Linked DNA regions of Mus musculus: regions 2, 3, 4, 5 and 6 are each linked to region 1. The links are chromatin loops, found by intact Hi-C in ENCODE. Cell type or tissue: left cerebral cortex. All regions are shown on one strand. Links, peaks and the distances in the headings refer to the core of each region. The heading gives the core; the rest is flanking DNA. Region 1 overlaps Plpbp (pyridoxal phosphate binding protein). Region 2 has its middle 19 kb from the start of Eif4ebp1. Region 3 holds the start of Brf2 (BRF2, RNA polymerase III transcription initiation factor 50kDa subunit). Region 4 has its middle 9.9 kb from the start of Got1l1. Region 5 has its middle 12 kb from the start of Rab11fip1. Region 6 overlaps Adgra2 (adhesion G protein-coupled receptor A2).

Evidence for each region. Peaks named below come from ENCODE experiments on the same cell type or tissue, not always from the same donor. Only the 100,000 strongest peaks of a DNase experiment are listed, where the experiment ranks them.
Region 2: it touches region 1 in a loop (7-fold over the local background); 13 of 42 quality-filtered maps call a loop at or near these places.
Region 3: it touches region 1 in a loop (5-fold over the local background); 23 of 42 quality-filtered maps call a loop at or near these places.
Region 4: a loop joins it to region 1, with 4 times the contacts of the local background. A loop is called at or near these places in 29 of 42 quality-filtered maps.
Region 5: it touches region 1 in a loop (4-fold over the local background); 29 of 42 quality-filtered maps call a loop at or near these places.
Region 6: it touches region 1 in a loop (2.7-fold over the local background); 22 of 42 quality-filtered maps call a loop at or near these places.

What each region holds. Positions count from the first base shown.
Region 1 is chr8:27,056,107-27,061,294 of GRCm38, forward strand. Plpbp (pyridoxal phosphate binding protein) reads left to right here. Exons shown (of 8, transcript NM_054057.4): 8 at 1-26. Among named protein-coding and RNA genes, the nearest start is that of Plpbp, 16 kb to the left of the region's middle. In left cerebral cortex, for the core only: CTCF peaks have their summits at 2,472 (motif pointing right) and 3,725; DNase peaks (open chromatin) are centred at 1,878 and 2,498; H3K27ac peaks cover 544 bases.
Region 2 is chr8:27,277,090-27,282,277 of GRCm38, forward strand. No RefSeq gene overlaps it. Among named protein-coding and RNA genes, the nearest start is that of Eif4ebp1, 19 kb to the left of the region's middle. In left cerebral cortex, for the core only: a CTCF peak has its summit at 3,105 (motif pointing left); a DNase peak (open chromatin) is centred at 3,091.
Region 3 is chr8:27,125,825-27,131,012 of GRCm38, forward strand. Brf2 (BRF2, RNA polymerase III transcription initiation factor 50kDa subunit) reads right to left here and starts at 2,808. Exons shown (of 4, transcript NM_025686.2): 1 at 2,597-2,808; 2 at 1,636-1,695; 3 at 1-317. The coding sequence starts at 2,750. In left cerebral cortex, for the core only: a CTCF peak has its summit at 2,905; DNase peaks (open chromatin) are centred at 2,533 and 2,880; H3K4me3 peaks cover 1,527 bases; H3K27ac peaks cover 832 bases.
Region 4 is chr8:27,190,100-27,195,287 of GRCm38, forward strand. No RefSeq gene overlaps it. Among named protein-coding and RNA genes, the nearest start is that of Got1l1, 9.9 kb to the right of the region's middle. In left cerebral cortex, for the core only: a CTCF peak has its summit at 2,358 (motif pointing left); a DNase peak (open chromatin) is centred at 2,351.
Region 5 is chr8:27,183,661-27,188,848 of GRCm38, forward strand. No RefSeq gene overlaps it. Among named protein-coding and RNA genes, the nearest start is that of Rab11fip1, 12 kb to the left of the region's middle. In left cerebral cortex, for the core only: a CTCF peak has its summit at 3,046 (motif pointing left); a DNase peak (open chromatin) is centred at 3,055.
Region 6 is chr8:27,111,224-27,116,411 of GRCm38, forward strand. Adgra2 (adhesion G protein-coupled receptor A2) reads left to right here. Exons shown (of 19, transcript NM_054044.2): 7 at 1-42; 8 at 1,120-1,284; 9 at 2,063-2,261; 10 at 2,857-3,006; 11 at 3,122-3,283; 12 at 4,014-4,238; 13 at 4,432-4,651. Among named protein-coding and RNA genes, the nearest start is that of Gm39151, 6.2 kb to the left of the region's middle. In left cerebral cortex, for the core only: a CTCF peak has its summit at 2,059; DNase peaks (open chromatin) are centred at 1,615 and 2,113.

The DNA.
Region 1 (5,188 bases), core at 589-4,588:
TTCAAATAAAGCATTTAAGCCTTTTATATTATGCGTGTGGGTGTTTTTCTCAAATCTGTGTTTGTGCATCCCATGTGTGTCTAGTGATCATGGAGGTCAGAAGAGGGTCAAATTGCTGGAGTTATGGATGGTTGTGAGGTACCACATGGGTGCTGGAAAGAGAACCTGGGTCCTCTAAAACCAGCAGCAGATGCTCTTAACTGCTGGACCATCTCTCCAGCCACCACCATTTTAAAAACATTAATTTTAGCTGATCGGTGGTGGTGCACCCCTTTAAACCCAGCACTTGGAAGGCAGAGGCAGGTAGATCTCTTAAGTTCAAGGCCAGCCTGATCTCCTAGAGTGAGTTCTAGGACAACCAGGTTTCACACAGAGAAACCCTGTCTTGAAACACCAAAATATATTATGTATATACAAATGTATATATGTATATGCATACATATATATTGTATGTGTATTATATATGCATATATACATACATATGTGTGTGAGTGTGGCTATTTTGCTTGCATGTGCATCTGTGCACTACATCTGTGCAGTACTTGTGGAGGCCAGAAGAGAATGTCAGATCTCCTAGAACTGGAGTTACAGGTGGTAAACCATAATATGGGTGCTGGGATTCAAACCCAGGTCCTCCTGAAGAACAGCCAGCATCCTTAACTGCTGAGCCAGCAGCATCCTTAACTGCTGAGCCAGCAGCATCCTTAACTGCTGAGCCAGCTCTCCAGCTCCCCTTCCTCTTTGTAACTGGCATGTGTGCACACTCGTGTGAGTAAGTCGGGGCATGCCTCTGCTGCGGGTACTGTACACGTGTAGAGATAAGAGGACAACCTCAGGTCTAGTTCTCACCTTGAGACAGGGTCACTTCATTGTTCACAGCTGTATTGCCAGGCTAGCTGGACCACAAACTTTCAGGAGTTTTCCGGACTCTATGTCCCATCTTGCAGTAGGAACACTGGAGTTACAAAAGGAGGCTATTATGCCTGGCTTTACATGGGTTCGGGGGATTTGAACTTAGATCTTTTGTCTTGCATAGTAAGCACTTTATCCACTAAGTCATCTCCCCAGCCCTGTGTCCTCTCATGACAACTCAAGTATTTAGGCAATCTGTAAGTGTCCCCATTTTGGATCCAGCACTGAGGCTGGGGATGGGGACATGGACACACGCACACACACACACCTTGTCTAAGGACAGGATGATGATGATGGTAATGGTGATGAGGATATTATTATTATTGCTGTTATTATTTGGCAGTGCTAAGATTGGCACCCTACTTCTTCTACAGGCTTTCTACCACCAAGTTGCACGCAGCTTCTGTTGCCAGCTTTAATCAGTGGTAAGCACTGTATTAGATTTGCAGCTATAACTTTAGAACGCCGTATTGCTAGAAAAGAAGTCCACAGTTTTCATTTTTTCAGTCCATTGTGCTAGTTGAGAACTGATGTATCTTAATACAGAACAAACTCTGAAACCACAAGCAGAGGGTGTAAGAAGGAAGGAGAATTAAGCCCAGACAGGAGGAGAATCTGCCTCCCTCCCATCATCCCATTTCCCAACATTTAGCATCAGCCAGCCGCCAGCCCTCTCCCCTGACTCCTACATCCCTCCTCCAGATGCAGTCTTCACAGAGACCAATGTGTGCCAATCCGCCCACACCAAACCCCCTGGGTTGGAGCAGCAGTGACTTCTGTTACCCAAGGCTAGACAGGGAAGGGATGGGGTCCAAGAGTACACTCACGCCGAGCTTTGGAAAGCAAGTAACTCACTCCCATGCTTCCCACCAAAGTTCTGGGAAGAGGGTAGTTTCTGAGACAGGGCCGGGTGGGGAGTTGCCAGGGTGCGATTGGAAACGGTTTGCTGAGAACTGTGACTGTCCTTACCATGAAATCAGTTGGATGCTCTTACATCATCCTCATGACTAAGGGCCAAGGAATCCAAACCACCAGCATCCTCCCAAATGTTTTACAAATCTGCCTTCTCTGGAGGAACACAAAGAAAAGGGGGCGGGGGAGAGGAGAGCTGGTTTTGTATTGTTCTGGGGAATCTAATTCTAACCCTAGCACATGCTAAGCCAGGAAGCCACCACACTCGCAGCCTCAAGCGCACGTGCAAGGTGTTTGCGTGCCTGAGCGCAGGTGTGCATATGGAAATCAGCGAACAACTTGCTAGAATCAGCACCCTCCTTCCAACCGGATCCAGGGGTCAAACTCAGGTCATCGTGTTTGCTCAGTAAACACTTCTTCCCACTGAGTCATTTCACCAGCCCTTAAGCGGGCATTTACAAGGCCCTTAGACTTAAGTTCTCCTTTAATGACTTAAGCGTCCCAAGGGGCCTCAGAACCAGCACTTTCTTCCCTATAGAGTATTGCACGGGGTTAACTGAAGGAGCCTGTGGAAGGAACCAGAGATGCAGCACCTTCCATCTAATTAATTCCTCCAAGCTTGGGCGACTCTGGAGATGCCGCGCCAGCAGAGGGCGCAATTTGGGTACGGAGGTGCTCCTCAACACTTAATGAGCTAGGCTACCCCAGTGCCAGTTGCAGGCTAGAGTTGCCCCTTTCGACATCCAACAGTGCCCCTGCTCTGCAGCCTCGGAGCTCAGCTCGACTGAGCTGCCAATTTCCAAAATAAAATCAACGTGTGACCTTATTCAGCAGATGTACCAAAGAAACAGGCACAGAGCGGGCCCGATTTTTGAAGCCAAAAAGGGAAGATGAGAAAAGAGAGCGAGAGAGGGGAGGGGAAAGAAACTTGGCTGGACATGAAAGGTGTCTTGTCCGTCTGTTCCCCATTAGGCGCGATTCTCTCGCAATCTGCAGCCTCAACATAATTCTCTTGACCAGAAACTCTCCCGAGAGAGATAGTGTCGGAGGGAAAACAAACAAACAAACAAACAAACAGCAGCGGCGCACATCTTCTGCCGGCAAAGTCACATAAAAACCTATTTGGAGCCGGGCGGTGGTGCACGCCTTTAATCCCAGCATTTGGGAGGCAGAGGCAGGTGAATTTCTGAGTTCGAGGCCAGCCTGGGCTACAAGATGAATTCCAGGACAGCCAGGGTTACACAGAGAAACCCTGTCTCAAAAAACAAAAAACAAAAAAACAAAAACAAACAAAAAACCTATTTGGGAGATGAGAGAGGTCTGCATATCAAGGGAGGGCACTCTCCACAGCTGGCTAACACACGTATCTGCCCAGAGACTGGGCAGGGCAGGAAGAAGGGCCTAGAAAGAGCTAAGGAGCAAAGGCAAGGCTGCCCCCAGGAAGCAAATCACCATGTCTTTTTACCCTGCTGTCTGCTCTGATGCCTTCTCTGGGCCTGGACTCAACAGTTAAATTCCCATGAGAGCTGAGACTGTAGCTCGGTGACAGAGTACATTACCTGGCAGGCACAGGCCTCTAGGGCCCCCACCTGTGATAACTCCACTTTCCCTTTTCCAACAGTACCAGGAGCCAAAGGGCAAGAACTCAGCTCTCCCTGGAAACCACTGCCAGTTCCCCAGACAGCTAAGGCCTCTTCTCCCCCAAGCCCCTTTGTCTTGCCTTTTAGCTAAACAGCGTAGCATTAGGGAAAGCAGAGCCCATCCCACCCATAGGAGCCCAGGGGGAAGGTTCTTGGCCAGGGGGAGGTGATACAGGGCAGGGCAGCTCAGGGCAGGGCTAGGCTGGGCCACCTTCTGTGCTCGAGTTTCTAGGGCAGGCATCCTGTTATAGGAGAGGCCCCTTTTAAAGGAAGAAAAACTAATCAGTAGAAAGAAGCAAGGCTCTCCCCCTGCCTTTAGGACTTGTTTATTACTAGGATATCTGATTTCAGCAAAGGAAGCCAGCTCCGCTCCGAAGCAAGGTTTTTATTGGCCATGAGCAAGAGGAATTCAGGGTTTGCTTTTGATTTGGCTTCTCCTGAACTCAAAGCACTGAAGGGTGCTGCTTTTGATGGGATAGCTTGGTTGGGGGGGGGGGGGGGGGGGAGTAGCCACTCACTGTTGCAAATAACAGCAACAGAAGTTCCCTTTGGGAGAGGAGGGTAAAGCGGGAGGGTCCGAAGGGACGTTGGCCTCAACACATCTCAGAGACAATAGCTCAATAGCTTGCAAGGCCTGCCACTGGAGCACCGTGAAGCCCTGCCCCTCTTCCCCGTTGAGTGGGGAATGCAGGAGGCACGGCTGCTTTGGATGAACTCAGTGTTCCTCCAGACTACCCAACATCGAGGCCTCTGCATCAGGCCTCCGCTTGATGGTTTCAATGTGTCGGGAAGATAAAGCCAGAGATTGGAGTCAGCCTCTGCCAACTGCACCCCCAGCCCCCCAACTAGAATCGGCTAGGTTCAAGGGAGGGAGGTTCCTGCTGGGCCACAGAGTATCGAGAAGTGCTGCTGCTGTGCAGGTCTGCAGCGCCAGACTGTTAGCTGCATCTCCTCCCAGTCCTGTGCCACCATCTTGCTTCCTAAGACATCATAGGAAACACTGCCCACATGGAAGAAACTGAAAAGTGCCTCACCACTTTGGGGTCCTTGGATAAACCCAGCACCCTCTTCCTCCTTTCCCTAACCCTTCCTCCTTTTTTTCTCCTCCTCTTCCTCCTCCTCCTTTTCTTCCTTCTCCTTCCTCTTTTTTTCATCTCTCCTGCTCTCTCCATCTGCTTCTCTCTCCCGTTCCCATGACTTTCCCCTCTCCACAGCTCACTAGAGACAGCCGCACTCTGAGAGGCCATAGCACACACAAGGCTCTGGTATTGCTTCACTGCTCTGATCAGCACCTTTGAATGAGGCAGGAAACGGCCAGCACCATGGGACTGCTACTATGGGCTGGGCATACTGGGATGTGGGCCTCAGATTGGGATTCGGGTGGGGGCAACCCTTTGTCATAGGGGATGACTCTGCCTGCATCTGACTTCCTTCCTGTTCTAAGTCTGTGAGGTCTGGAAATGGCTGGTCTATGGAGACAGCCATTCTTTCCTGCTTGGTGTCCTTCCAGGATTGCTGTGTGCCTCCTTATGTCCAGCCATAGGCAGTCTCATTGTGGAGACAAAGTATGTATTCTGTGCTGGCGTTTGCTCTCTGTAGCATGCCAGCACTCACCTGTGAGGCCCGAGGCCACCTTGGCAGCCAGTGGGCCATTTAGCCCTGTAAGTTGAGGCCCGGAGCCTGGGGCAGGGGGTGGGGAAAAGGGGAACAGGGTTCTCACTGTG
Region 2 (5,188 bases), core at 841-4,840, 220 kb after region 1:
GATCTTTCACTTGCCTTCTCCACAGCCCTTGCCAAAGGAAGCAGAGTCCATGTGGAAATACAGGAAAGGATGTAGCACTTTGCTGTGTTGGCTGCATACACACAGCCTATCCTCCTCTGAGTGTGAGATTAGGAGTCTGTTGAGGGGATACCACCGCAGGAAAATTTCATCTAGGTTAAATGAGAGATTAAGTCAACATTTCCTGTCAGCTTCTCAATGACAGAGTCTCATTGCCCTGGCATCTCAGTAGAGGTCTTGGTCACCAGTGTATGTAATCTTAGGGCAGTTCTCATTTTCTAGGGGTTGGCATGCACTTCCCAAGTAGAGCAGGAGCCATAACACAGTGTAGAAGTTAGCAGCTTTCCCCACTGATAAATGTCCTCTTCAGAGGAAGGCCCGATCTCCACAGCTATAATTGTTGCTGGGTGCTGTGCGGTGGCAAAGCTCTGCAGCCCAGTCCTTGTTCTCCAGGAAGAAAAGTTTTGGAGAGACGAGCCTGCTTTGTTCGTCTTGACATCCCCATTGCTGGCATCTTAATAGTTTGCAGAGATGCCCTCTTAAACCCATCTGCTAGGCATGCCTGTTCCACTGTGGCCTGAAGCACTGTTTGCATTTGAAGAGGTAACTGGGCCGCTGTAGACAGGTGCCAAGAACCAGAAACACAAAGAAGCTTTAAGGTACAGCGTGTGCTCCCAAGTTTTGAAGCCTAACGGAGAGGAAATGAAAGCAAGCATTTGTGATTGTCCACTGCCTGGAGGTTGGGTGGACCTGTCCTCTGAAGGAATGGAAACAGGTTTAAGCCTCGTAGTAGCTGGCCCTTGTGATTTCAGGTCCTTCCTGGACCCCAGTGGCCTGTGCTTTCAGGTCCCTGAGAACAGGCTTGCTGGGGTAAATATTGGAGGTAAGAAGCTTTTTAAGCATCAGTGAAGAGGCCCAGCCTGGTGGTCAGTAGAGAATGGCTGTGCTGATGTAGGAGTCAGAGGGGAACAGTCTTGGGGTTTTCAAGTCTGGGATGCTAGCTTTGGCTGTGCAATGGTGAGGCAGCGATCCATAGCACACTGATCTTAGCTCCTGTGTGACAGAGAAGAGCTGGCAGCCTGTCCACTTTACCTCAGTGGGCATGCTTCATTTTCAGTGAATGATCCTCTCTAAAAAGAAGCAGAAGCCAGGCGTGGTGGTGGCCTTTAATCCCAGCACTTGTGATGCAGAGGCAGGCAAATTTCTGAGTTTGAGGCCTGCCTGGTCTACAGAGTGAGTTCCAGGACAGCCAGGGCTACACAGAGAAACCCTGTCTCGAAAAACAAAAAACCAAAACAAAAAACCAAAAACCCAAAAACAGTAGAAAGTGGAGAGGGATTGCATGTGGGTGATGTTGTTGTTCCATTTCTGGTTTCTACATGCTGCGTGCATTTGCACAGGTCACATGATAATGAACACACAGAGGGCACACTGTTAGAAATTACATGGCAAGGAGAGCAAAAATAACCTTGGGGAATGTGCCTAGTTAGCCTGGGTGCAGTGTAGGGACTGAAGTGGTAGTTATCCAACTAGGAAGCTATTGGCTCCTTTGTCTCCCAGGTTGCCAGACATCCCAGCTGGTACCTCCTCCTTCCTGGTATCTTTTAGTGTGCTGTTTAGGCAACTGGAGGAAAGGCCAGAGACAAGACCAACAGATAAGTCTGTTTTGCACTTGGAAGGTGTCTCAGGCAGGGTGAGATTCAGTAAGTGACCTGCAGAAGATTCCTGCCTCCATTAAGAAATGTGTGCCAAGTCTTCCCTACATCCAATGCCTTCATCCTGGAGAACCTAAAACAAACACCCGAGAAAAACGTTAACCCAAGGAAGCCTGACTAAGTGTACACACAGAAACAGGACAAGGTAACAGAGTAGGGACAGACGGAAGGATGTGGAGACTGGAGAAGAGTGTGCATGTGTCTTAGTCACTGTCCTATTGCTGTGAGACGACACCGTGGGCACCACAGCTCTTTATAAAGGAGAGCGTTTAGCTGGAGCTGGCTTACCACTTCAGAAGCATGGTCTGTTATGACAGCCAGCATGGCAGGCACGGTGTTTCAGCAGTAGTGAAGAGCTATGTTCAGGTCTGCAGAAAGAGACCATCAGGACTGGAGAAGAGAGGGAGGGTGAGAGATCACATACTTAGGCCCATCATGGGCTTTTGAAACCTCAATGTCCACCCTCAGTGACACACTCCCACCAACAAAGCCACACCGCCCAATCCTTTCCAAGTTGTGCCATTCCCTGATGACTGATCATTCAAATATATGAGCTCATGGTGGGGGTTGGGGGGAGGGGGGTGAAAGTGGGGGTCGGATTGGGGTGGGGGATGGGGCACTCACATATAAACCAAAGCAATCAGAAAAGGTGTACCTGGAACATGTTTCTGTGGACTGTAAACTGTGCCAGTTGGTGTGTTGGTTGTCCTGGAAATTGAGATGACAATGGAGTTCAATTGCTGGAACAGCAGAATAGCTGTAAGAATAATTTCTATACACCTGAAACTTGAAGCACTTGGCAGGTCACTGTTTTATTAGTGTTTTACATATGTCCATGGGGAGTGAATATTAGAATTAGAATTCCAGTTCCTGTTGGTTCAGCCTCAAAGCTAGGGTCCACATAGGTACCACGCTGAACGGACGTGAAGCCTGAGTTTTTCAGGCTCGGAACTCTTAGCAGACAGCTGTTGGTTAGAGTTGAGACTGGTGTTGAGGGACCTAGAGCCATGCAGGTGTTTGGTGGTCTCTTGGGTTTGAACCAGGGATAGCAGGGATCGAAGGCTCCTGAGTAGTGAGTGCCTGCTGTGTACTAAGCACTTAGTAGGTTCGGAATCCCATTAGGCATGTATGCTGTGATTCCTTTTGTGGATTCTCATTGGAAAGTCAAACCTGGCCTCCTGGAGGCCAAGTGTCTCCACTCCCTCAGGACATACACCCTTTTGTTGTAGGACAGACAGTTAAACCTAGCACGAGCCAGCACCCCAGTGAAGGCAATAGAGAACTCTGTTCTAGACATTCTCTGATCCTCAAACTCCAGAGCAGATTTTGATGTCACTCGGTACTGTGGTCAATGCTGCCCCCTGCTGGAAGAGTTTATTAAAGTAAGGAATACATAAGTTTCTCAGATAAGGCTACTTCATTTAGACTCCATTCAGGAGTAAGTGAGGGTGTTGTATGTGTTGAAGACCTAAGGATTCTGCAGGTTCTCTGTTAAAATGCCACCGGACCCTCACTTCCCGCAATAAGGGGAGGGGTTTCTGAAGATGGCTATGCTACCCTCTGATCCCCACCTAGGCTTGGGACAAGCTTGTCAAGATCTTCTTTATTCATTGGACCAAGCAAGACGGGCCTGTGGACAAACTGCCTTCTGATTGGCCCACCACTGGGCCCTTCAATAGCCAACTGATTCCTTCCATTGCAGGTCTTAACAATGTTTATGTGCAGCTTTTAGCAAGCTGAGTATTTAAACATTTTCCTAGGCATTTCGTGGTCAAACCAGAGAAGAAAGACTGCGTTCTAGAGCCTTATAGGATGGCTCAGATTTGCACTGGAATCGGGAACATTCTCTCTCTCTCTCTCTCTCTCTCTCTCTCTCTCTCTCTCTCTCTCTCTCTCTCTCCCTCTCTTTGTCTCTCTCTCGTCTTTCAGCAGAGTCCCATATAGCTCAGAGTATCCTTGAATTCCTGATTTTGCTGCCTCTATTTCCCAATTGCGGGGACTGTCTAGCCCAGTTTCATGTTCTGAGTCTTAAAAAAACTAACCCAGATCCCCAATCAGGTCTGTTTTCTGGCTTTCCAGCTGAACCTCTTGATTCTCCATGACGTTTCTAGCATACTAGAAAGCTCAAGTGTCCTATCAGCATCAATATCCAAAAATTTACACAGAGATTTAAACCAACGTATAGTATGCATTTTTGGGTTACTTACTGTATTAGGGTTTCTGCCGCTGCGATAAAATACTAATGACCAAAAGCAATTTGGGGAGGAAAGAGTTTGTTTTAACTTACAGCTTTTAAGTCCATCAGCAGGGCAGGAACATGGAGGCAGGAACTAGATCAGAGGCCGTGTGTTTCTCTCTCTCTCTCTCTCTCTCTCTCTGTGTGTGTGTGTGTGTGTGTGTGTGTGCATGTGTGTGTGTGTGAAAGCCAGGGCCAGGGAGCGAGAGTGGTGGGTTGGGGGGGCAAGGGAGAGGAAAGGGGGTAAGGGATTTTCTGAGGGGAAACTAGAAAAGGGGATACTATTTGAAATGTAAATAAAGATAAATTTTCGTGATAAACTTGACTGAACAGAGAGTCATCTAGGAGACACCTCTGGGTGTGTGTCTTTGAGGAGTTTCTAGAGAACTTCCATTGAAGAGGAAAGATCCACTCTGGATGCAGGCAGCACCATGTAGGGCGCAGAAGCATCCTGCTGCTCCCAATGGGCTTGGGGTCCTGGGCTGACTGGAAAAAGAGAAGAAAGCCGGTGGTGCACCACCATTCACCTTTGTTTCCCTGAGCGCACACAGTGTACCAGACAGCACACCTCTGCTCCCATATATCTCCCCTATCATGGTGGGCTGTTCTGCTTTGCTTTCTGTTGCAGCAGGAAACACTGATGAGGAGGAACAGGTTTGTTTGGCTTATTCTTCCTGACAGAGCCGCCATTCAGCAAAAGTCAGGGCAGGACCTCAATCAGGAGCAGAGGCAGGAACCGCAGAGAAGAGGGTCTGTCTGGCTTACTCAACTAGGATTCTTATACAGGCCAGGCCCACCCATGTGGGGATGGCGAGCCCACATGGGCTGGGCTCTCCTACATCAATTAACAGTTAAGAAAAAAATGATTATAGACCTGCCTGTAGACCAATCTAGTTGAGGCCGTCCCTCATTGAGACTCTTTTAGATAACTAGGCTGTGTCAAGCTGAGAGCTGACACTAATTAGGATGACTGTAAGTGTTCAGATTATAAAGGAGACTAAACCCTTCCATCATTTGCTTTGTCAGGAATGTTGTCACAAAGTAATAAAAGGAACCAAGAGAGGAAGAGGAAGGGCGTGGGGAAGGACATGTGCCCTACGAGGCAGCATCACTTACAGTTTCCCCCATGTGCAGGTGACCAAGGCACTTGGGCCCTGGGAGGATGGATGATGCACCAGATCCAAACAGTGCCATTCACTCTACCTCGTATCCTCTACGG
Region 3 (5,188 bases), core at 507-4,506, 70 kb after region 1:
GCAGTAAGACTTCACCAAGTCTGCCAGGCACAGGGAGGGCACATCCAGCCCCAGGAGCTTTACCATCTGCATGTAGGTGCCAGAAAACAAGTCCAGATCGGCATAGAGCAGTGTGCAGATGGTTCCCATGGTGAGGGGCCAGTTATGTTGCCGACAGGTGATTAAAACACAGCATCCGACTAACACTTCCTTCTTCTGCAGCCTGGCAGCTCGGATCCCAGACAGCTGATATGCCTTCTGGTAGTAGGAGATTGCTGTATCCTCAAACGTTAGCGGCAGCTTCAGAATCCGACACAGGTCTCTTACTCGACGGAGATCTAGGAAAACATGCAGGAAGCAGAGAGGTCAAAGAGAGTAGTGTACAACTGCTAGCAAGTTCTGCTAGGGCTTAATTGACTTCTGTTAAACTTGCCATATATACCAGATGCACAAATAATATGCCCTTCTGTGCTAACAGGACACCTGATATGGCGTGTGTTTTGTGGAGCTGGAGTTACATGAGATCCTCAACCATGCTGGGCACACCTTTTAATCACCGAGCTACATTCTTAGCCCTTTAGAACCATGGTCCTTCCAATGGTGCACAACACTTGTAGAAAGGTCACATTCAATCCACCACCTTCGTATTTTAACTTATGGACAAGGCAAAATGTCTTTTCTTTTCTTTCTTTTTTTTTTTCCTTTTTTTTTTCTTTTTGGTGCTGGGGATTGAACCTCAAGCCTTACACATGATAGGTACATATTCTATCACCGACCTACCCCTAGCTCCAAAGCCATGCTTTTACTCAGGCTCTCTGTGCAGACCCAAACCTTCCTCTACCTCTATGCCTTTTAGTTTTTAATACACACTCAGTATGTAGGCTGGGCTGACCTCAAACTCTATCCTCCTGCCTCAACCCCAGAGTGCCGAGATTGTAGGCACACGCCACATTAACAACTGTTCTCTCGCAGCCTGCCTGACGCCAGTAACACTGAAAACAAGGACACACAGACAGACTAGGTCATCAAAACAACCATCTCAGTCGGGTGTTGGTGGCGCACGCCTTTAATCTCAGCACTTGGGAGGCAGAGGCAGGAGGATTTCTGAGTTCAAGGCAGGCCTGGTCTACAGAGGGAGTTCCAAGACAGCCAGGGCTACACAGAGAAACCCTGTCTTGAAAAACAAAAACAAAACAAAAAAGTCTTTAAGGCCACGGTGTCATAAAAGGTTGATGCTCCGGAATGGGTGGGTAGGGGAGTTGAGGGGAGGGTATGGGGGACTTTTGGGATAGCATTAGAAATGTAATTGAGGAAAATACGTAATAAAAAAATATATTTAAAAAAGAAAAGAAAAGAAAAAAAAAGGTTGATGCTCTGGGCTGGAGAGATGGCTCAGCAGTTAAAAGGCACTATTGCTCTTGTAGACGACCTGGGGTTTGCTTCCCAGCATCCACAGGGCTGCTCACGACCATCTATAACTGCAATTCCAGATGATCCAACCCCCTCTTCTAACTCCATGGGCACCAGGCATGCACATGCTGCACACACACACATACATGCAGTAAGAACACCCATACACATAATATCAAAACATTAAACAGTGACATAAATAAAAGCAAAGCTGAAATTTAAGGGGGAAAAAAGTTTGATTCTCACCTCGTTGCTGGCAGCGACTAACTTGTTCGTTTTCCCCAGTGCTTCGAGAATATGTCACTTCTGTAAAATAGCAAACAACAAATTACCCAGCTGGCCTTCGTTCACCTCCTCCTTGCCCTCTGACTGCATAAGGCCAGGGAGATTTCAAATGACTGTGTATCTACTTCTACCTCAGAGAAGATACCCATCTATGTAAAAGTAATAGGACAGAACTGTATTTTTAAAAGCTGCACTGGCAATTCTGATTTTCCAATAATTTCTCTGATACATTCACTTTTGAGGGCTGCATTAGCCAAGGGCTAGAGCAGTGGTTCTCAACCTTCCTAATGCTGCCACCCTTTAATACAGTTCCTCACGTTGTGGTGACCCCCAACCTTAACATTATTTTCGTTGCTACTTCATAACTGTAATTTTGTAATGGTTACACGAAGATTGCATTAGCTACAGAAAAAAAAGAGAATTATGAATTGCATTATGAATCATAATGTAAACCGCCTATATGCAGGATGGTCTTAGGGGACTCCTGTGAAAGATTCTGTGGACACCACGGCGGTCACCACCCACCGGTTGAGAACCGCTGTACTAGAGCAATGGCGTGGAACGCAGAGGAGAGCAAGTTGCCAATTAGTGCTAAAACCTGCTAGGAGATGATGGTTCGTGTTGTTATTTTCAAATAATTTACCGGCACTCCTTCAACACTGACTAGGTCTGACAAGACGAATGAAACCTTTATCGTTTCGTTCATTCACCAACCAATATACCCACCCAATGCCAGACACCGTTGTAGGTACTGGGAAATCAGATGGATCGCACCCTCCTCCAGCTCATCTGTTTACTTAAGCCCAATTCTCTCACATTTAACTGTGCGCATGGCCAAGAAAGGGAGGAGGCTGGAAAGAGGGAGCTGGGTTTAAGGACTCCACCGCCCAAGGCTGGCGATCCCCGGGTTCAAGACCAGTACCCCTGAAGTTGCCCTCGTCGCTAAAGGTGGTAGTTAGGACCCCTTCGGTGACCACGCAGCCGCAGTCGGAGCACACCAGCTGGCTCTGAGAATAATGCGAATCTTCCACGAGCTCGGAGGAGCCGCAATCCGGGCAGCGGCTTCCGTTCGGCATCTCGTCGGTCGGTCCAGGGCTGCGGTACCGCCGTCAGGCACAAACTCCCAGAGAACTTGTAACTGGGCAGCGGCAATAAAGTGGAGGGGCGCTTATTCCGGATGCACCATCCTCCTCCGGCCAGCTGGCCAATCGGCTGGCAGTTTGCTCCTCCCCTCGGCAGTACGCCACTTCCGATCCCTTCTGTGGACTCGGGTAGAAACCTGAGTTAGAAAGGGAGGTTCCTGGATTTAACTGTTTCTCAGGCTCTCTGGGTTTTTGTGGTTAGGCCACGTGGGGAGTTGACACAAACCACAGATGTGGAATTGTTGTCTGCAAAACACTATTTTTTAAAATATATTATCCAATTTATAATTTATTTTTTAGCCTATCATGCTTATGTAGCCCAGGCTGACCTAAAATACTGATCCTCCTGCCTCTGCCTACTACATGCTGGGATTACAGGCTTGTATTACCATGCCTGATTTAACTCCCTTCAAAAAAGTGGAACCAGTTTTTTCCTTTCTATGTAGTAAGGAACGTTAAGTTTGACCGTAGTAGAAAATAGATCACTCTGCAGTGAGAGAGCAGTAAATTGTGTTGTACTCTACGGACCTCCCCACACTAAGTTGCCGTCTCTCTTTCAAAGTCTCTCTTGTTGTTGTTGTTTTCCAACATATTTCTTTAATCCTAGCATTTAGGAGGTAGAGATTGAGCCAAGCCTGGTGTACATAATGAGTTCAGTCCAGTCAGAGCAACTTAATAAGAACATGTCTCTAAATAAATACAATAAGATGAACTAAAATCTTGAGTGGTAGATTTAAATATCTTCAGAGAATAGCATGAAAAACCATAGTTCTCTCCTCAAAGAGGATGTACAAGAGTTTATGCTAGAGCCAAAAAGGAGGACTTGAGCCCAGGAACAGATAGATACAAGTTTCTCCAAATAACACATAGAACTGTTAAGTGGTTACATGAAGATTGCATTAGATTTAGAACAAAGAGAGCCATATATCATACGATAGGGACCACTGGTAATAACATTACAGAATATGGGGAAACCCTTTCCATGGGTTTCAGATGCTATCTTCTGAATTGATGGAGGCTAGGAGTTGGTAAGAATGCATTTTAAATTGTCGGATTTTATTGTTGGTTTGATTTGGGTGTTTTGTTTTGTTTTGTACTTTAAGACAAGAGTCACTGTATATCTCTGGCTGTCTTGGAACTCATTATATATACCAGGATAGTCTTAAACTCACAGAAATCTGCCTCTCTCTACCTTCTGAGTGCTAGGATTAAAGACATTTGCTACTACATCTGGCCTTCAAACACACACATACACACACACACACACACACACACACCTCCTCTCTCCCCTTCAACTTTTGGCAAACTGGAAGCTACAGGCCGACTCAGACATGTTTAAAACCTTGAACTTTGAGCTATCCACGTGGCACGTGCCTTTAATTCTGACACTCAGAAGGCAGAGGCAGGCAGGTTTCTTTGAGTCCAAGGGCAATTTGATGTACAGAGTGAGTGCCTGGCCAGCTAGGGCTAGCTAGACCCTCTCTTAATTTTTTTTTAAGAGAGAAAAGGGGAAAACAATCTTGTATTGAACTTTAATATAACTCGCCTGTTGCCCCAGCACTTGGAAAGTAAAGGCAGGAAATCAAGAGTTAAAAGCAAGGGGCTGGAGAGATGCCTCAGGGGTTAAGAGCACTGACTGCTCTTCCAGAGGTCATGAGTTCAATTCCCAGAAACCACATAGTGGCTCACATCCATCTGTAATTGGATCCAATGCCCTCTTGTGTGTTGGTGACTGTGTACTCATATATGTAAAATAAATAAACAAATGAGAGAGAGAGAGAGAGAGAGAGAGAGAGAGAGAGCGCCAAAGGGCTGGGCGGTGGTGGCATACACCTTTTTTTTTAATTAGGTATTTTCCTCATTTACATTTTCAATGCTATCTCAAAGGTCCCCCATACCCACCCCCCCAATCCCCTACCCACCCACTCCCCCTTTTTGGCCCTGGCGTTCCCCTGTACTGGGGCATATAAAGTTTGCAAGTCCAATGGGCCTCTCTTTGCAGTGATGGCCGACTAGGCCATCTTTTGATACATGGCATACACCTTTAATCCCAGCACTTGGGAGGCAGAGGCAGGCGAATTTCTGAGTTCGAGGCCAGCCTGGTTTACAGAGTAAGTTCCAGGACAGCCAGGGCTACACAGAGAAACCCTGTCTCAAAAAAACAAAAACAAAAACAAAAAAAAAACAAAAAAGAGAAAACAAACAAACAAAAAACAGCCAAAGGAAACAAATAAAAAAGATAAAATAAAACCTGAGCTTTAAGATGCCCTAAGATTCTGACTCCAGACTTCTTAGTTTTATGTAGATCAAAGAATCCTGAGTAAAATATTGCTTTCAGTGATACCATTATAAAAACCAAATTACAAATTTGA
Region 4 (5,188 bases), core at 672-4,671, 130 kb after region 1:
CCCCCTGGAAGCAGGATTGTACTGAGTGAAGAGCAGGAACTTAAGAGTCTGACCACACTGCCTGTATTAGTCAAGGTTCTCTGGAGGAAAAGAACCAATAGAATGACTGTATGTTACAAAAGGGATTTATTAGAATGGTTAACATGATATGGGTTAGGGAATCTAGCGATGGCTACCTGCACACAGGAGAAGCCAGGCTACAGAAGTGGTTACAGGCTGGATGCTGTGAGAACTAAAGTTATGTCCTACTGTGCCTAAACCCCTTGCACAAGGATTTCCTGAGATGCTAGAGGCTATTGTTTACCGGTGATAAGAAGCCACACGTTTTTTGGGTTTTGTTTTTAAAAGATTTATTTATTTTATGTGTATCAGCATACTGTGTTCAGGCACACCAGAAGAGGGCATTGGATCCCATTACAGATGGTTGTGAGCCACCATGTGGTTGATGGGAATTGAACTCAGGACCTCTGGAAGAGCAGTCAGTGCTCTTAACCGCTGAGCCATCTCTCCAGCCGGAAACCATAAGTTTTTACTCCCCTAAATAAGTCTGTTTGACTCGACTGTGCTATGCCTGATCGGGTGTAGGCAGGAGGTATGTAGGCAGAAAATACATCAGGATGTATACACTTGGTGCCTGATTGGATGTAGGCAGGAGGTACACAGGTAGGAAGTACAACGGGATATTTGCTTTGCCCTGTTTGGAACTGATGGGAAATATGAGGTGGCCTTATAGTTTTGCCCTTTTAGGACTCTGAAATATGTCACTTGTCTTCATTTCTTAGGAATATACCTTGGGATTTTCCTGGCCAGAGTCCATTACCCTCATTAGTATTTTATTAAAGCTTGCTTAAATTGGGCTCAAAAATTGTGTAACTGGTCTTTCTCTTGGGCATCTCAAGTTAACAATGCTTCAGTCATTCTAACCTGGTGCTAAAGGCCTGGAAAATTCCTGGAGAGCCACTGATCTTCAGTTCTCTTTGAAAAGCCAAAGAAGCTGGATTCCATTGTCAGTGAAGGGTGGGGGCAGCAGCTGCAGCAGCAAGGTAGACATAGTCACCGGCAAGCAGAACAGCCAGCAGGCAAAAATAACATTCTATCCCCTTCAAACAATATTATGGCTGGGCTTCCACAAGAAGGTGCTTGTCTTAGTTAAGGTTTTACTGCCATGAACAGATACCATGATCAAGGCAGCTCTTATAAGGAAAGAATTTAATTGGTGCTGGCTTACAGATTCAGAGGTTCAGTCCATTATCATCAAGGTGGGAATATGGCAACATCCAGGCAGGCGTGGTGCACGAGGAGCTAAGAGTTCTACATCTCCATCTGAAGGCTGCTAGCAGAATACTGACTTCCAGGCAGTTAGGACAAGGGTCTTAAAGCCACACCCACAGTGACACACCTACTCCAACAAGGCCACACTTCCAAATAGTGCCACTCCCTGGGCCAAGCATATACAAACCATCACAGTTCTGCTCACCTAACCCTTGTGCAAAATATCTTTATAGGACAGATCCAGTCAACTATAGGACTGCGGGGGCCTTCAGGAGGCTTGAGAGTTTATAAATAATCCAGAAGGAGAGGAAATTGCTACAATCTTAGCCATCTAGGGACACTGGGGGAAAGGACAGTGGGGCATCATAAGGGTTACTAAGTATGCTGTGTGGAGTAAATTGACTTCTCTGTGGCCTGGGTCAGATTTGAAGGGACTTAGGGATTTGCTGCCTTGTCTGGCAGAGAAGACCTGACAGAACCCAGGTGGTTTGCAGAAGGCCCACCACCCACCCCTCATATTTTGGCATCTACTTGTCTCCTTAGGGCCAAAATCTGGGAATGGGCTGGGCGTGGTGGAGCACGCCTTTAATCCCAGCACTCGGGAGGCAGAGGCAGGTGGATTTCTAAGTTTGAGACTAGCCTGGTCTATAAAGTGAGTTCCAGGACAGCCAAGGCTACACAGAGAAACCCTGTCTCGACAAAACAAAAAACAAAAAACAAAATAAAACAAGACAAGACAAGACAAGACAAAACAAAACAAAGCAAAACAAAACAAAACAACTTGGAATGGTGGTAAACAGGTGTTGCTGGGCAGAAGTAATATGACGGCTAAAGTTATAAGTCTGGGCGGGGAGGGATTATAATGGCTAAAGTTAAATTTAAATTGCTGTGCCTCTAACTTGTAAACCCTACTTGCCCAAGTACTGATAGCTTTCTAAAATGCTGTTGTTCATGTCAGATAACAAGCTTCATGCATTCACTTCTGTAAACAGGTTTGGTTGCCCCAACTGCATAGGATGCTCTTGATTGCAGGTAGGTGAGAGGCACATAAGCAGGAAGTACATCAGGGTGTATGCTGCCCCCTACTGGACAAAGGCAGGAAGTATGTAGCCTCATGGGATTTGCCTTTCTAAGCCCCTGCCTAATGTAATTTTGCCATTCTCCAGGAATCCTGGGTATGGACCTGGTCGGTGCCCATCGTTCTGGCCAATATTTTTTAAAAGCTGCCTCAAAAAATGGCTCAAAAATGGTGGAAGTGATCTTATTGTCACCCTGTGGGATTAATAGTAGCTCACTTAGGATCTGAAGGGACTCGTGAGAGACTGTAGTCTGGGCAAAGGCAGCCTAGGAGAGCTGAGAGAGGTTCGCCTACACGATGACAGGCTCTGCAGGACACCCCACCCATCTCAGCGTGACCCTAGGGTGACAGCCTCAGGACAGATGGGTCCTTTCAGATCATATTCATCTGAAGACCAACATTTAGCTGGCCATGGTGGCAACACTCACCTGCAATCTGAGGCCTTTGGAGGTTAGGGTGACATGATCAGGATGCCAGCCTGGGTTACATGACAAGACCATTATTCACAATGGAATGCAGGGGAGGAGGGAGGGCTGGTGGCTGGCATCCAGGCATTGCTGCATCTTTGACTACTTCTTTCTCAGGGGTCCACTTACTCTTACCCTAAGGCCATCCCGGAGAGCATAGGCATCCTTCAGTGTCCCTTGGACATATGGCTGTCACCAGGAAAGCAGAGACAAGTTGAAACCACCTCCAGCTCAGGCCATTGAACTTGACATTTCTGTAACCACTGGGCATGACTGTCTCTTAAGTTCAGGTGGCAGGCAAGCCATTTCACATAGGTTTCGGTTCTGTGGGATGTTGCGGCGTCCATTCCCATTCTGCTATGCTCACATTCCATTAACCCTGATAGGTAGGATGCAGCCCATCACCACTTAGGTGTCTACAAGGCAGTAGGGATAGCTGGCTCAGAGCATGGAGTCCCTGAGAGCTGCGGGGTGCCTGCTTGAACTCCTGCAAGAACCCAGAGGTTGAATATGAGAGGGTAACGATGTGGGAAGTAACTGGGTTGGTGTATTAGTTAGGGTTCTCTAAAAGAACAGAAATGATGTATATGATATATTTAATATATTAAATGGTATGCAATATCATATATTATTTATTAAAAATTAAACGCAATTATTTATATATATAGAGCCCTGCACTTTTCATTGTATGGATGTAAAGTGTGGGACCCTGATCGAGCAGGATGTTAAGATGACAATAATAACAGTAAGAATTCATCTCAATGAGTTATTAGAGCATTAGATGAAATGGACTCAAACCTCTTAGAACAGTGCAGCTCTACGGCACAGTAACTAACACTAGTGATCGCTACTTCCTTCGGGGATTTATTGACAATCTATCTATGGCACTTAAGGCTGTCTGTCTCTAGTGCCTTATGCTGGGCTGCTCCTGGAGACTGTCAATTATTCTCGGAAGTGAAAAATGTTTCCTTTCCCATTTTAGCAGTTGAAACAGTAACATTGCTCACTCTCAGACATTTCTAGCAAGTTGCTTCCTTTGAGTCCTTTCATGTCATCTGGGACTTATGTGCATGCACTTTGACATTATCATTATTGTTTTATTATTTTTGAGACAAGGTGTGATGGTTAATCTCAAATGTCAACTTGGTGAGATCTAGAATTACTTGGGAAATGGGCCTCTGGGCATTCGAGGAGGGATTATCTTGACTAGGTTAACTGAATTAGGAAGTTTCACCAGCTGTGGGTGGTTCCAATTCCATGGGTTCTGTATAAAAAGGAGGAAATGATCTAAGAATAAGAATTGTTATGGGGGCTGGAGAGATGGCTCAGCGGTTAAGAGCACTGACTGCTCTTCCAAAGTCCTGAGTTCAAATACCAGCAACCACATGGTAGCTCACAACCATCTGTAAAGGGGATCCAATGCCTTCTTCTGGTGTGTCTGAAGACAGTGACAGTGTACTCATATAAATAAAATAAATAAATCTCTTTAAAAAAAAAGAATTGTTACCACTGTCTATTCCTTGGCCTGGGAAACAATGTGTCCAGGAGGAAAATCATCTTTGAAACATGCAGCTACAGTAGGACCTGTGTTTAAGGAGTGAACCAATAGCCCCACCTTAACATATTTCTCCCTCCCCTCCACCTAGTCACCAACCCACACGACTATAGGCTAGTCATTCGCCTTATGGATGAATGCTCCACCCAAAGTGTTTATCTCACAGCTGACAGCCTTCACCTTCTGTGGCTTTAACAGGATCTGTACCACTGGCCTCTCACCTGTCCACTCTATCATCCTTTTATGTAAGTTCATATAAACAGGTTTTATTATGTATATATGGACACCTTTTCATAAATATATGTATATTCTCTTGCAAAAGGGTCATGTGTACTTTCTGTAAATGAATCATGTAGCTTTTGAAAATGAACTTTTAAAAGTAGCAGTATTTCTCTATTCCCAGCTAACTCTCACATAAATGAGACAGATAATATGTCTGTGTGTCTGTCTGTCTGTCTGTCTGTCTGTCTGTCTCTCTCTGTGCGTATGTGTGTGTGTGTGTGTATTTTATTTAATGTATGTGAGTACACTATCACTATCTTCAGACACACCAGAAGAGGGCATCGGATCCCATTGCAGGTGGTTGTGAGTCACCATGTGGTTTGCTGGGAATTGAACTCAAACTAAGGACCTCTGAAAGTGCTCTTAACCACTGAGTCACCTCTTCAGCCCGAGATCACTGTATTTATTTAAGCAAGCTTCACCTGGGCTTCACAATCACAATACCTGGGCAGTTATTGATCTCTTCTAATCCTCTAAGCTAGTCTGGCTCCTTCCCAGCCAAAATCCCCGAGATACTTGCATTTTAGTGTTAGT
Region 5 (5,188 bases), core at 814-4,813, 130 kb after region 1:
AGCTCTTGTCAAGGCCAACACGCGATTTATGGGGCTGATATGGACAAAAGCTGTTCTCTGTCAATCATCTGAAAGAAAAGGAGATTTTCACAGAGACAACAGAACCAAGGGGCTTAGGGAATCTTGGCAAACAAGCACCGTGTTGTTTTCAGTCTAGCCTTGGGAGAGGTATACATGAGAATCCTAAGACAGTCTCACTGACTTGAGGAAGGCGATTGCTTAGGAGAGGGACATGTGCAATAGAAAATAAAATGAAAGAAACAAGCAAGGCATAAAGGCATACGTAGACCAGTGGTTCTATGCTATTTTATGTGTACAGTTTGCTTGTTATCTCAGCCTCTCTCTCTCTCTCTCTCTCTCTCTCTCTCTCTCTGTGTGTGTGTGTGTGTGTGTATGTGTGTGTGTGTGTGTATACATGTGACAAACAAACCCAGGGACTTTTCCATGCTAGGCAAGCACTCTACCCCCAGCCACTTCCTAATCCTCATAGTGTTCTTTTAGAAAAGTCATTTCCAGTGTTCTGGCTTTATGGATTTATAAGCTCTCTAGTCAGGGTTTGGGGAAGGATCACAAGTCAATAACGGCACACCCATCCAGCCGTGTCCTCCCACCCTACCCCCTGCAATCAGGAATCTCAGCAGCCTAAGGCTCAGACCAGGGAGGCTCTGCCATCTTGCTCTGGGAGGAGAGCCTTCCTCCACCGGTGTTCTCATGATCTGACCACGCAAGGATGACGGTTTCTTATGTCATCACGTGGTTCAGTCGGCATCAGGCATCTAGTCCTTTAAGGAGTTTTCTTTCTATTTATTTGTTCCCTGCCCTGTTCCCCAGAAGGATTCAAGGTCGTCTCCAATCCACATACATAAAGCTAAGCTGTATAAACCAGAGGGGCCAGAGAAAGGCAAAGTGGAAGCAAAGGAGGCAGAGGGGAGACCAGTGTGCTTGTGACCTCTGAGGGCTTTGGTGTCCTTGATGCTTTATCATTTACTGGGGCTGTGAGACCAGCGTGGTGTTTTCACTTCCCGGAGCCCTGTCTCCAATGGAAGCAAGGCCCAGGGAGATAGATGGATGGCTGACTCCAGGGGCTTAACATTCCTCTCATTTCAAGGCTTTGACCCTCATGCAGGTACCATGAGGCCACCTACTACTTGCTCATGCCTTCCGAACCTTTCTTTTCTTTGCTGAATAACAACAACAACAACAACAACAACAACCTGGAAGTTAAAACGTACATCTAAGAGGCCAACCAGATAGCTCAGTAGGTAAAGGCACTTGCTGCCATGTCTATTTACGAGTTTAACCTCTGAGACTCACATGATGATGGAAGGAGAGATCCAACTTCTAGGGGCTGTCCCCTACCTTCCAGTGCATGCTTTGGTACACACATGTCCCCGCCCCCCTCCCCCCAATAAATAAACAGGCTGGAGATGTGGATCATCAGTGAAAAGCCCTTGCTGCTCTTCCAGAGGACCCGTTTCATGTCTAGCACCCACATGGTACAGTTCACAATCACCTGTAGCTTTAACTCTGGTGAATGCAATATTACATCCTGGCTACTAGGCTGTATGCATGACCAGTTCTCAAGTTCAAAGTTACTACCTATAAACTTCAAATCTAGGGAATCCAAAGCGCCTGTACCCATATGCACAAACCTATACACATATTCAAAACCAAGTAATAACCCTTTAAAAATAAATATAATTGCCAGGCAGTGGTGGTGCACGCCTTTAATCCCAACATTTGGGAGGCAGAGGCAGGCGGATTTCTGAGTTTGAGACCAGCCTGGTCTACAGAATGAGTTCCACAACAGTCAGGGCTACACAGAGAAACCCTGTCTCGAAAAACGAAAACAAAAACAAAATTAATATAATTTAATTTTAAAATATGTCTAAGGTGGGGCTGAGAAGACACCTCAGTGATGATTAAGAGGGTTTTTATAGAGGATCCATTTTGGTTCCCAGCACACACTACACTGGCAACTCATTTTCTTCTCTTCTGTAACTCCACATCCAGGAGATCCAATGCCTTACTCTGGCCTCTAAAGGCAGCAGACACATGTGGCACACGCACACACACACACACACACACACACACACCAGTCATATGTATAAGAAATATAAGTAAATCAGGGGCTGGTGTGAGAGTTCAGCAGGTAACATGTTCACTGCCCAGCCTGATGACCAGAGTTCAATCCCCAGGACCCACAAGATCGAAAGAGTGATTTCATGGTAGACGCATGAAACTGACTTTTATAACTTGTTCTCACGCTCCCATACTCACGTGATACCACATGTGAATCACACCCCCATGAAATAAACGTGTTTTAAAAATAAGAAATAGTTTTAATAAATATAAAACTAAGATATGTTTTACTGCAGAGTTCCAGCTCCCTCTGCTTGTTTTGTTTTTTTTGTTTTTTTTTTTTTTTGACAATTTTGAGGATCAAACCTAGGACTTCCTCTGTGTAGCCCTGGCTGTCCCAGAACTCTCTCGGTAGACCAGGCTGGCCTCTAACGCAGAGATTCACCTGCCTCTGCCTCCTGAGTGCTGGGATAAAGATGGACACCATCACCACCCATCCCGAACTCAGCTTTCTGAGGAAAGGTGCCAAACTTAAAACCATGAGGAGCAGGCAGAGGGTGCTGTGTGCTGGGCAGAAGAAGTATGGAGACGCCTCTGAATTTCTTCACCTCTCCAGAAAGACTTCAGGTGGCCTCCACCCAGGACTTTACCAGAACTGCATTCCAAAGGCCTTTGAAATCCGAACACACACACACACACACACACACACACACTCTCACTCTCTCTCTCTCTCTCTCTCTCTCTCTCTCTCTCTCTCTCTCTCTCTCTCTCTGATCCCAGCTGCATTCTGTCCTATGATCCACTGAGGAGCTCTGCAAAGCTTAAGGAGGAAGAAAAGTCCTTTGTCCAGCACCGTATTTGGCGGTAGTCATAAAAGGAGGTGGTTAGCAGGCTATAGGGGACTAATTCCCATGTTCAAAGTTCAGGTTTCTTGCTAGTGCCCAAGTTTGCTGAACATCGCCACCTGCTGTCTCAAAACTTGATGACCAGGAAAAGCCTCTTAGTCTAAGTTTGAGAATCAAAAAAAAAAAAAAAAAAAAAAAAGTCAGAGGGAAGGAAGACAGGACAATCCTGTGGGCCATTGTAACCCCCTCCAACAAAGCCCACCAATTTTCCTAACTCTGTGGTTCCTTTTAGCAGCTGGACCACAGTGGGGCCTCCCACTGTCAACTTCCTGCTGATTAAACAGCTCCCAGACCAAAATGCTGCCAGTGACTCCTGTAGTGCAGGATCCTAAAAGATCTAGAGGCGTTATTGTCTAGAAACTCCCCCCTCTTCCTCCACTCTTTGAGACATGGCCTTCCGTAGCCTAGACTGGCCTCAAAGTTTTTGGGTAGCTGAGAAACGTTTTGATCCCCGGAGTGCTGGAATTTTAAGGTATGTGTCCCTCCGCCTGTGGTTTTTGTTGTTGCTTGTTTTTGTTTTGTTTTTGGTGCCAGGGATGGAGCCCAGGACTTTGTGTCTGCTAGGCAAACACTGTGCCAACTACATCCCAATTTTTGGCTTGGGAACTTTTTTCAAAGTTATGGTAAAGTCGTCCGGTGAGGTGGCTCAGCAGGCAAAGGTGCCTGATGATCTAAGTTTGAGCTCTAGGCCCCGTATAATGGAGGGGAGAACTGACTCTGGCACATTGTCCTCTGCTCTCTGCGCATCCACAATAATGTGAATGTAGACACAGACACCAGGAAGGAGGGAAGGAAGGAAGGAGGGAAGGGAGAAAGGAAGAAAGGAAGAAAGGAAGGAAGGAAGGAAGGAAGGAAGGCAGGGAGGGAGGGAGGGAGGAAGGAAGGAAGGATAGATACTTTTGAGACAGGGTCTCTCTATGTTGCCAACGTTGTGGTAAAACACAAGGCCCCACATGCACATGCCTGCATCACAAGTCCTCTGGAGGTGTAGGCAATAGGACCTTGAGTTTGAGGTCAGCCTGGACACAGTACGTTACATAGTAAGACTGTCTCAAAGGGAAGTGTTCTATGTTAAGTCTCAAACCCTGAGATATGCCTATGGAGCATATCAAAGTAGACCTGACTCCCAGATTCTTTCAGCATCCTTCAGTCCCTACCTGTTACAGTGATGTGGCTGGCATACCCCACCCTCTAACCCTGAACCCTGCATCCCAGGAACTGAGCCCCCCCCCCCCCCCTTAGATGCTCTTCTCTATAGAATGCAGCCATTTTGGTTACCCTCCCTTTTTTTTTAACCTTTTGCTCTCTTAGCTGTTGCACCTGGTTCCCCTCCCTTCTCTCCCTCCCCCTCTCCCCTCATTGCTCAGGGCCATTGTCCATTCTGGAGAATCCCAGATGTCCCTGCCTCTGGCTGTGCACTCCCTTTTATCTACTGTCAACACTCCCCTGCCCCCCCCCCCCCACACACACACCTAGGAACAGCCGGACCCTTTCCTTTTTGTTTCTTTTTTTCCGTTCGCCTTGGTGAGATGCACATGAATTGTGCAGCTAGTCGTCAGAGCGCTGTCCGTGATAGTCCTAGAAACACTCCAGGCTACCTTCTCTCTGTCAGATTTTCCGGCCAGGCCCACATTGCTGCCAGTGCTTTCTGATGGGGAATTTACTGAAACTGTGAAGCTTCTGGAAGCTCAGAGCCTCAGGGTTCCCAGCTTTGCCACTGCCTGAGGGCTGGGTTCAAGCTGTGGTCGATTGCCAGCTGCTTCTAGCCTTTCTTCCTTCAGGCAGTGGCTACTTCCTGGTATTGGTACCTCCTGCTTAAGTGAAGGCAGAGGGAGGGGAGTAGAGGGTTGTCTCCCTGTTGCTATGACTCTGGGGTGACTGTCTGGGAAGGTACTGAAGATGGTATCTGTCCTGCCAGGGTCCCACAGACTCCGAGGAAATACCAGATGGAGCTCATGGCGTCTGAGAGCTTCTGACATTGCACAGATTTATGTGTGTGTCAGAATATGTTTTTCTAGGGCCATGGGCTCTTACCTTAGGTCCTGTACTGGCTGGGTTTGTGTCAACTTGACACAAGCTGGAGTCATCAGAGAGAAAGGAATTGCCTCCCTTGAGGAACTGCCTCCGTGAGATCCAGATGTAAGGCATTTTCTCACTTAGTGAGCAATGGGGAAGGGCCCAGTCCATTGTGGGTGATGCCA
Region 6 (5,188 bases), core at 534-4,533, 55 kb after region 1:
CCTTGCTGAAAACCTTATCCATGATTGCACCTTCATCACCAGGTACGGGCTCTGTTGTCCCTCTCTAGTGGAGGGCATGGAGACAGATAGCCACAGTTGCCATTGCCCTCCAGACATGCTCCTAGGAGAGGGGGGAGAAAAGGAGGAGGGGGAGAGAGAGAGATTATAGAGAGTGTCTTAGTTTGGGGTTTATTGCTGTGAACAGACACCATGACCAAGGCAACTCTTATAAAGGACAACATTTAATTGGGGCTGCCTTACAGGTTCAGAGGTCCAGTCCATAATCATCAAGGCAGGAGCATGGCAGCATCCAGGCAGGCATGGTGCAGGAAGAGCTGAGAGTTCTCCATCTTCATCTGAAGGCTGCTAGCAGAATACTCACTTCCAGGCAGCTAGGATGAGGGTCTTAAAGCCCACACCTACAGTGTCACATCTATTCCAACAAGGCCACACCCCCAAATAGTGCCACTCCCTGGGCCAGGCATATTCACCCGGTGACAGAGAGCTAAGATGCAATCATAAATGGTCTGAGTAGAGTTTAGAACTAAACCCTCACTGCCTCCTGATTGGAGGGGCTTCTACAGTGCCCGCAGAGCCCCTCCAATCAGAAGACAGTGAGTATGTGCGCACAGGGATCTCTCATCCCATTAGAACAAGAACCTGAGCTGTTGTCCCAGGACAAGGCATAGGTAGGTGGGCTGTCCAGGGGCCATGGAGGGGAGTCGAGGCTGGAGTGTCTCAGTTGCCGTGATAAACACCATGTCCAAAAGCAACGTGGGGAGGAAAGGAAGGAAAGCCAAGCAGGGCAGGAACCTGGAAGCAGGAGCTGAAGCAGAGGCCATGGGGGGGGGGGCGCTTCCTGGCTTGCTCCCCATGCTTTCTTAAACAACTCCGGACCTGGATCACCTGTCTAGGAGTGACCCTGCCCACATGAATGAAGAAAATGCTTCTGTCATAGGAGCATTTTCTTAGTTGACGTTCTGTCTTCTCAGTTGACCCTAGCTTGGGTCAAGTTGACTAATAATGATAACGATAATGAAAATTGATGATGGTGGTGATGGTGATTATGGTGATGCTGCTGACCAGAGCCCAAAGCCAGCTCCTCCTCCTCCCCTGCAGTGAGCTGACCCTGTCTCACATTGGTGTGTGGGCCTCTGGTGAATGGGAGTGCTCCGTGTCCACAGTCCAAGGCAACACCAGCAAGAAGGTGGAGATAGTAGTGCTGGAGACCTCTGCCTCCTACTGCCCTGCAGAGCGGGTGACCAACAACCGTGGGGACTTCAGGTTGGCTGCCTCTGCTTTTTAAATGGCTGCCTCTCTTCCCACCCTGTCCCCAGCCCTGCACCTGTACCTTCTGAGAGCACAAATGATGAGGGGCACCCACTTGCTTTCTTTTTTTTTTTCCTTAAAGATGTATTTATTTATATGAATACACTGTTGCCATCTTCAGACACACAAGAAGAGGGCATCAGACCCCATTACAGATGGTTGTGAGCCACCATGTGGTTGCTGGGAATTGAACTCAGGACCTCTGGAAGAGCAGTCAGTGCTCTTAAGCTCTGAGCCATTTCTCCAGCTCCCACCCACTTGCTTTCTTCCTCCCAGTCAGTCCCAACGCCTCCCTTTTTGTCACTTAACCCACTGTCTTGCTGTTACATCTCAAGAAAATAAGCCTTTTTTCCTTGCTTCTTCCCATTTTGGTATGCAAAAGAGGCCCTCTGTATGGAGGGCAGTTATTATTACAGTATTCCGTACTGTAGAGCTGAGAATACCAAAATCAAAATAAAAAACAAAAACAATCAGCATATTGTGGCAATTAGTGGCAGATCTTGTCTGTGAATCCCTGCACTGCACCCCCACATATTGCCTGCAGTAGCATTGTCTGAACAATCTGAAAGAAAGCAGAACTTGGGAACCCCTTAAAGTCTGCCAGGATACCCTTTGCTGAACCCTGCACTAAGCTCCAGTGGTCTGGTGTCACAGTCCTGGGACAGGGTTAAGGAGGGGAGGGTGTTTGTCCCAAAGAGCCTTGGTCCTAACAGTTTCCTAACTCTACCGCTAGGTGGCCCCGAACCTTGGCTGGCATCACGGCTTACCAGTCCTGTTTACAGTACCCCTTCACCTCTGTGCCCTTGAGTGGGGGAGCCCCGGGTACCCGAGCCTCACGCAGGTGTGACCGAGCTGGCCGCTGGGAGCCAGGGGACTACTCGCACTGTCTGTACACCAATGACATCACTCGGGTGCTCTACACCTTTGTGCTGGTGAGGCTGGGGCACCCCCCCCCCAAACTTTGATTCCTGGAATTGGCTGGGATGGAGCCTGATGCCTCGTAAGGGAGGCTGTACCTCGATTCCTGGGTGTGCATTAAGAGTGGGTACAGCTGCCAGGCATAGTGGTGCATGCCTTCTATCCCAGCACTCAGAAGCAGAGGGGGGTGGGGCTCTGTGAGTTCAAGCCCAATCTGGTCTATGGAGTGAGTTCCAGGATGACCAGTTATATAACGAGACCCTGTCTCAAAAAGGAGGTAACAGCAAGGACTGTGGACTGACACCTTTTTATTTTTTTAATCCCTTGGTGCTTTTCTTTTCCCAGGGTCAGGCCTCTCCTCTCCTCTGTCTTCCCTATCCACCATCACATTGGTTTATAGCCTTATTACTATCCTTAGGCTGGTGGTACTTGACTTGAATAGCCTAGAGTTGTGATGATCAGGGATTCATGGACACTTTTGACCATGACGGTCTCAGTAGATGGTCTTGGTTCCTCTCCCATGTTGGCCCTGAATCCCAGAGGCTAGTTCTGGAACAGAAAGGGGAAATCAGGCTGATCTTCTCCCCCCCCCCAAACACACACCCCCAGATGCCCATCAACGCCTCCAATGCATTGACGTTGGCCCACCAGCTGCGAGTGTATACCGCAGAGGCCGCCAGCTTCTCAGACATGATGGACGTGGTCTATGTGGCTCAGATGATCCAGAAGTTTTTGGGTTACGTTGACCAGATCAAGGAGGTGAGATTCAGCATCTCCTTTGGAGCCTCCTCCAGTCACCTCAAGCCTCATGCTGAGTCCCAAATACCACCCCTGCCCTTGGTAACGGCCCTGCCTCCATCCCTCCCTCCCTCAGCTGGTGGAGGTGATGGTGGACATGGCCAGCAACCTGATGCTGGTGGATGAGCACCTTCTGTGGCTGGCCCAGAGAGAAGACAAAGCCTGCAGTGGCATTGTGGGTGCCCTGGAGCGAATCGGAGGAGCTGCTCTTAGCCCCCATGCCCAGCACATCTCTGTGGTACTGTAGGTTGGCGCGGGAGGGACCCTTCAGGGGCTAGCACTGGGGGAGGGGAGCCTGAGAGCGTAGCAGTTGGTTCATAGAAGGGACATGCCTCCCCCTCGCCGGGACACGGGGCACGTTGCAGGCTCTGGTAGCATGGTGGCAAGCACAGCTCAGCTGTGAACTGCCGGCAGCGATGGTGACACGGTGTGGGGCTTTCTGGCTGGGGGCTGAGTTGAAGGTTAGCTGGCCGAAGTTAAATAGGAGCGTAGTGGGTGTGAGGTGCAGGAAAAGGGAGGCTTTGTGCAGGGTGGACAGCACTTCGAATGGAATGAGGAGTGCCACAAGTTCACTGAGGGACAGTGACATCTCTAGCCTGGTAGAGCATCTCTATATAAGATGCCGTGCTAGATACTTGGGGACATATGGGAGCTAGACATGGACCCTTCCTGACAGCTGAGGTGCAGGCAACAGAAATAGCAGGTAGAAGATAGCAAGCATACTGGAGCAGCAATGCTTCCAAGAGAAGAAGGCCCGTGGCTGGAAGACACACGTGTATGCATGTGTACATGTGGGTGTGTGTGCACAACACAAGTGTGCATATAGATGACTCCATGGCACACCTAAGACTTTCCATGCTTTGAAGAGACAGTGAAGGATAAAGGGAGATCTGAAGCGAGGAAATGTGTGGTATTGCAAAAAAGACCACTTTATCTCAGACACTGGGTGACAAGTTCCCTGTCCCTAGAATTCAAGAAATGTGGCACTGGAGGCCTACCTCATCAAGCCTCACAGCTACGTGGGTCTGACTTGCACGGCTTTCCAGAGGAGGGAGGTAGGAGTGTCGGGTGCACAGCCAAGCAGCGTCGGCCAGGATGCCCCAGTGGAGCCCGAACCCCTAGCTGATCAGCAGCTTAGGTTCCGCTGCACCACTGGGAGGCCCAACATTTCTCTGTCATCCTTCCACATCAAGGTGGGCACGGGGGAAGGGAAGAGTGTGGGTGGGTGTGGGGACTAGAAGCTGAGGTGGGCGGTACTGAGATGCAGGTGTCAGGTGGTAAGGGTGGGAGGTGGGAGGGGGAACCGCACAGGACACAGGAAGGGGCTGGAAGACCTCAAAGCCCAGGGTTGCTGAGTATTTCTGAGGACCTCCTATGTCCCCTCAGAATAGCGTGGCCCTGGCCTCCATCCAGCTGCCCCCCAGCCTGTTCTCAACCCTTCCGGCTGCCCTGGCTCCCCCAGTCCCTCCAGATTGCACCCTGCAACTGCTGGTCTTCAGAAATGGCCGTCTTTTCCGCAGCCACGGCAACAACACTTCCCGTCCTGGAGCAGCTGGGCCTGGCAAGAGGCGTGGTGTGGCCACCCCAGTCATATTTGCAGGAACCAGTAAGGGACTAACTTCCTGCCTGTCTGTCTTGCCCTCCTTCTCACCTCCGTGGCTCCCCCACCCCCACCCCACTGCCATGGTTCAGTTAGCAGAGGATGGCAGAAACCTTACCAGTTTTTCAGGGAAGGGTGGGAATAGAGATGTCCTATAAAAGAAGGGATTGGTGGAGATGAAGCTTAAAGAGGCATGGTTTTACATCTCAGACGAAGGGCAGTTTTATAGTCTGAGCATCTGACATATCAGAAAGCCTACAAACACAAAGCCTCGCTTCTTTTCCCTCTGCATCAAACCCCAGGCTTCTTGCACTGGCACACATGGCCCCTGGTCAGGCAAGCAGTAGGGCATGAGCGCATCCTGGAAGTTTAGCGCTACCTAATACTCAGGTGTTAAAAGTAGGAAACCAGGAAGGCCATAGATGTTGCCTCCCTGAGTAGTGGAGAATTTGAATAATACCCCCCCCCCACACACACACACCTGAGCTGTTCCAGCCAGAGGCTCCTCAGATCAATAGGCCAGCAGCCCTGGTGAGAAGTGTC